2 separate regions of the Homo sapiens genome follow, and region 1 is linked to region 2. The links are chromatin loops, found by intact Hi-C in ENCODE. Cell type or tissue: PC-9. All regions are shown on one strand. Each heading gives the region's core, and the rest is flanking DNA. Links, peaks and the distances in the headings are about the cores only.

The links. Peaks named below come from ENCODE experiments on the same cell type or tissue, not always from the same donor. Only the 100,000 strongest peaks of a DNase experiment are listed, where the experiment ranks them.
Region 1: it touches region 2 in a loop (9-fold over the local background); 2 of 110 quality-filtered maps call a loop at or near these places.

The regions. Positions count from the first base shown.
Region 1 is chr15:71,751,561-71,754,483 of GRCh38, forward strand. All of the region lies in intron 14 of THSD4 (thrombospondin type 1 domain containing 4), which reads left to right. Among named protein-coding and RNA genes, the nearest start is that of NR2E3, 58 kb to the right of the region's middle. In PC-9, for the core only: a CTCF peak has its summit at 1,284 (motif pointing right); no DNase peak of the experiment used is centred there; H3K27ac peaks cover 663 bases.
Region 2 is chr15:71,531,520-71,534,442 of GRCh38, forward strand. The region is part of intron 7 of THSD4 (thrombospondin type 1 domain containing 4); the gene reads left to right. Among named protein-coding and RNA genes, the nearest start is that of THSD4-AS2, 160 kb to the right of the region's middle. In PC-9, for the core only: a CTCF peak has its summit at 1,590 (motif pointing right); no DNase peak of the experiment used is centred there.

The DNA.
Region 1 (2,923 bases), core at 224-2,723, 220 kb after region 2:
AAATCTTTAAAACATGATTTTTATTATAATAAGCTATAGAACTATATAACTGAAACAATCTCCTATTTCTAAATGTTTGGGATTTTCTAGTTTTTATTTTTATTTTTATTTTTATTTTTATTTTTGAGACCAGGTCTTGCTCTGTTGCCCAGGCTGGACTGCAGTGGCACAATCATGGCTCACTGAAGCCTTGACCTCCTGGGCTCTAGTGATCCTCCCTCCTCAGCCTCCTGAGTAGCTGGGATTACAGTTATAAGCCTCCATACACGGGTGATGTTTTACTGTTTAAAACAGAATATTTTAAAAGACTTCAGTAAGTGTTCTTGTGCATAAATCTTTATATGCACCTCTTCTTATCTCTGTAAAATAGTGGGGGCGTGGAATCATGTTAAATTATGGGAAAATATTATGAATGCTTTTTGAACTCTTAATACATTTTAGCTAATTGTTCTCCAGAAAGATTATTTCGGTGTAGTCTTCCAAGCAGCAACTGAGAGCGCTTTTACAGTCATTTTGTTGCCATGATTCTTTAGTTTGTAAATTCCATGTCTCTACATTTGCCACTCTCTGAAAAGGCAGGGGGCACAGAGCACAATACGTACAGAGAAAAAACAACTCTGTGGGGAAAATAGCTGCAGTGGTTCATTCCTCTGTGTGTCTCCCACATTTATTTAGAACAGTAAAAAGCTACATGTAAATTTTCCAAAGATTTCCACTCTACCTATTTCCTCTCCAATAATGACTTGCAGATTTCCCCTTAAAGTAATTTTGCTTTGCATTTCAACATAAGTTCTTGCCGAATCTAGCTTGGCTTAAAATTATAAATAGAGCAAAGAATGAGCACTTTATTCTATTCAGGGAACTCTTTCGTTCGTTTTGGAAAAGATGTTCTAAATCATGCAAGTTGGGTGCTATGGTGTAAGTAAATAATTTTTGCCTTATCTACCCTCAGAATAGATCATGAATTCTAAATGTTCATGCTTATTTTAGAGTAGATGAGTGGGAAGGGAGTACTATTGGGTTTAAGAAACGCACATTGGCTTTGGTATCATCTCCATGACCATCACTTATTTCGTATTTGACCCTGAGCCAGCTACTGATTCACCGAGCTTCAGTTTTTTCAACTGTAACATTGCTGAGTAACCGCTGCAGTAATATATTTGAAGCTATGACCTAGATGAGGTTGGCACAGTGGGAAGGATTTCCTGTGGGCTGCTTCATTCTTCTTCAGCTGCGTGTTACCAGGGGCCTTTGGGCCACCAGTTGGTCTTAGAAAAGGTTCAGCCCCTGGAATGACCAGCGGATGGCAGTCTTCCACTTTTGAATAGTTGCTTTGTGTAGAAAATGGCCTCGTTAAGCTTTAGTCTGAACTATGAAATTTTTTATTACTGGGAATAAACACGTGTTGAGCACCTGTTACATGCCAGTCATGAACGAGACACAGCTTCCGACTCAATAAGCTCAAGAGGGAGAGACCAAAGAAAATTAAAGTTCGCAAACACTTAAGAGTACAGAGTGTGTCTTATTGCCCAATTTAAAATTAATTAATCTTTACCTAAGTGAATTGAGGTTGTAACCCCAGTCTGAATCTTCTGTTAAACTTCTAGGGACACAAAGTTTCTTCTGGCTTAATGACTCACCTTAAAAACATCTTTTCAGCTGCTTGTACTTGAGAGTGGGCCTTATCAGAAGTAAGCATCGTTGACTTTTCAGTTCTACAAATCAATGATAGGTTTAAGCCCATGTGCAATTTTTAATCACAACAGGAAAAAAACACTTTTAGAAAGTCCACCAGCCTTAGTTTGGTAACACCTAATTTCTAAGAAAGTTTTCCAGGAAAAAAATACTGAATCATTTAAATTATAAGAAATGATGCATAAAGCTGAAGTTCAAGAATAGTCATTACAGCCTTATAGTCCCTTAGGGGCCAGTTGGGCCAAGTTTAGGATTTAACTGTTGCTGGAATGAGAAGGCAGTCCCCACCAGAGGGTTGCTTAGGAATTCCATGTGTTTCTGTGTTTTATCAGCCCAGAAGTTCAATTACGAGTCATGTCCTCTTCTGACTAGCAAAGCAGATTTGGTCCTTTTAGGAACATCCTTTAAGGACAGTGGGTGGGTGTGGTTTGGAGCCTCACCTGGAAGGTTAGTCCCCACTCCCTGGTAGGGACTTCTCCTTCCCCTTGCTTCTGCTGACAGGCTTCCTGGACCAGGTCGTGAGTGGGGAGCTCCTTTCATGTTTACACTTGTTGGGCTTTTCACTGAAGGTGTTGTAATAAAATGAAACTCCTCTACAGGCCTCATCCATGTGATGTCCTCCCATTGGGCACTGGCATGGTCCTTCATATTCTTCTTTTAAATTAGGTATATGGGGATGTGAAGACACTTTCCCAAATGTATGTGCATTACTTGGTTTTGAAAGCAGAAAATTAAGTTAGCTAGTCAGATGGAAATTACTTGGAAACAAGTAGCCTAAGGGTTGGAAACATGAAGATAACTGAAATTCTGTTTACCTTTTATTCTTTTTTTTTTTTTTTTTTTTGAGATGGAGTCTCACTCTGTCACCCAGGCTAGAGTACAGTGGCATGATTTCGGCTTACTGCATCACTGCAACCTCCACCTCCCGGGTTCAAGCGATTCTTCTGTTTCAGCCTCCCAAGTAGCTGGAATTACAGGTGCACACCATCATGCCCAGTTAATTTTTGTATTTTTAGTAGAGATGGGGTTTCACTATGTTGGCCAGGCTGGTCTCAAACTCCTGACCTCAGGTGATCCACCTGCCTCAGCCTCCGAAAGTGCTGGGATTACAGGTGTGAGCCACCACACCTGGCCTACATTGTATTCTTTACAAGAGTATTTAAATGTCTTGAGTTTTAAAGTTAGGAAGAAAACCAGATCATACATGGCTGAAACAAACAAACAAACA
Region 2 (2,923 bases), core at 291-2,790:
CACCTCGGCTGTGGAGACAGACGCCCTGGGTTTGAATCCCTGCTTTGCTGCAGACTTGTCATGTGATCATGAGCAAGTCACTTAACTTTTCCAAGCCTTGACCTGACCTGTCCACTGGGCATGTTATTTAAAACAGAGAATACACTCGTGGTCTCTTAACACAGTGCCTAGTGGCACAGATCAAGCACTCATTAAATGTTGTTCTTTTGTTGAAATGCAGGGAGAGGTAACACTACAATTCAGTTATCACTTAATTAGCTCTTTGTTCTGAGTTAGTCTCCCCGATATTTTCCAGCTGCCAAATAAGAGAAGCAGAAACTGGGCAGAAGACGCCTGAATTCTGGGTGGAGGAAGACCAGGGCTGCATTAGAATCCCTTGTGAACTTGAAAACCATCAGTGTGTCCCCCTCTTCATGTTCCTCTTCTCCAGCTCACCCATAACCCCAGTCTTAAGCTTTTACTGCAAGGTCAGTTTTTCCAGTTTTTTCCCGTACTTTCTCCAAGTCCTCAGAAATTTCTGTAAGTCCTGCAGCCTAAAATACAGTCCAAGCCATGCTGAGGAGTAAGTAAGGTTACACTGTTGTGTTAATCTGCCATGAGCAGACATGCAACGGTGGTCACTGGGACCTTTGGTGCTTATTCTATAGCCTTGGCCTAGAGGGAAGAGAGACATGACCCAGAAGGGTAACAGCCGTCAGCAATGCCAACACTAAACTCTTAGCACTGACTGAAACAACAAAGGGTGAGAGAGAGAGAGAGAGAGAGTGTGTGTGTGTGTGTGTGTGTGTGTGTGTGTGTGTGTGTGTGTGTGTGATGGAGTCTCACTCTGTCACCAGGCTGGATTACAGTGGTGCCATCTCAGCTCACTGCAACCTCTGCCTCCTGGGTTCAAGTGATTCTCCTACCCCAGCCTCCTGAGTAGCTAGGATTACAGGCACATGCTGCCATGCCCAGCAATTTTTTTTTTTTGTATTTTTAGTAGAGACGAGGTTTCACCATGTTGGCCAGGATGGTCTCAATCTCTTGACCTCGCAATCTGCCCGCCTTGGCCTCTCAAACTGCTGGGATTACAGGTGTGAGCCACCACATCCAGCCAGGGTGGAATTACTTAATGTAGAATTTATCTTGCCACATATTTGTTAAACTCTTTCACCAGAGTGTTTGGTGCTGGCTGTTTATAATATAGATGTTTGACAAATCTCTTAAAACATGCAAAGCCATTTTCTTTCTTTCTTTTTTCAGAAAGTAATAATCATCTCTGTTCTATTCGAAGCAGAAAATTATATTTAATTAAGTAAAAATAAGATTAGAGAAGGAGTGTGTTGAAGACCCTTGGAAGAAAACCAATGAGTTGGTTGGCTCTGTCATTTTCCCACTGGTAATATTTTTTCAGCTCCACTGGTGGGAGTTGTAAAGTTTTCCATTTAGGCAGAGAGTGAACACCTTTGGTCATGGAAAGAAAGCCAGTCCTTTTGAGATATTCACTTGCCATGTGTGTGCCTTCTGAAGTATGAGTTGTATTTGCTGAGCAATTGAGTCTTCCCTGGGTTTCTGGGATCAGGTGCCTGCAGTTTGATAAAATAACCTCTAGATGGAGCTTTTGCACCTTTTGGTTGAGCTGGGTTGCCCGTGGGGCAAATCCCCGGTAATCTGAGCAGGATCAAAATAAACTTCGTTACTCCTTCTTATTACGTAAGTATTGTGTGTTTGTGGTGGGAACACTAGGAAATATAGATTTGCAAGTGGGAGAAAATAAAAATCACCGTGCAGAGGTAACCAGCATTACCATGCTGGAGAATAGCCTTCTGATCACTTTTTCTGTGTGTAATGAAAATGGTTTCATCCTCGAAATCCCCTTTTGTAACTTTTTTTCACTTAGTAAATTGTCACATCAATACAGCATACACCAATCAGTGTCACTAAATATTACAACACCTTAGTTTTATAATTAAAGAGTATCTCAGAACATACAGTAAGATGTATTTAACTCAGACCTTGTGATTAAATGTTTACATTATTTAAGATTTTTCACCATTATGAACAATACCAAGATGAAAACTCTTTTTTAGACAAATTTTGGCTCATGTCCACGATTCTCAGAGATGGAACTGGTGTTCGTTGAAAATGTATGCATTATGAAGTCCGCTGATATTGCCTGCTTAGAGCAGGACTCCCACCTGACTAGTAGGAGAAAATTTAATCACAAGGGTCCTTAAAGGTGGAAGAAGACCAAGGCAGATGAGGGAAGGTTGTGAGAAGAACTCAACCTGCCATTGCTAGCTTTGAAGATGAAGGGGAGACCTACTGATCGGGTAGGAGATGTGCTCTAAGTAGGCATTATTGGCAGGCTTAGTAATGCATATATTTTGAACTAAAATAACCCCAATATCATTAGGGGTTATTGGAAATCCAAAGTCTCAGGCCCCATCCCAGACCTACTGATTTAAAATCATGTTAAGATACGAAGTGATTTGTATACACTTTCAGAGACAGGGTCTTGGTCTGTTGCCCTGGCTGGAGTACATCAGCGCGATCCCAGCTCACCACAGCCTCCTGAATAGCTGGGACTGCAGGTGCACACAACACACTTGGCTAGCTTTTCAATTTTGTTGTAGAGACAGAGTCTCACTATGTTGCCCGTGCTGGTCTCTAACTCCTGGGCTCAAGCAATCCTCCCACCTCAGCCTCCCAAAGTGCTAGGATTATAGGCATGAGCCACAGTGCCTGGCCAAAGCCCAACTCTTAAAGCACCTGTATTCATTTGCAGTCTCAACCCTGTGTCAGACTACCTGTTTCCCTAGACTCTTGCCAGTAATGGGCATTTATCCTTCATAAAAATTATTTTCCAGATGAACGTAGCAACGTGTTATTTGATTTTGTGTATCTTTGGTTACTATTAATGTTAAATTGGTTTTCGTATTAG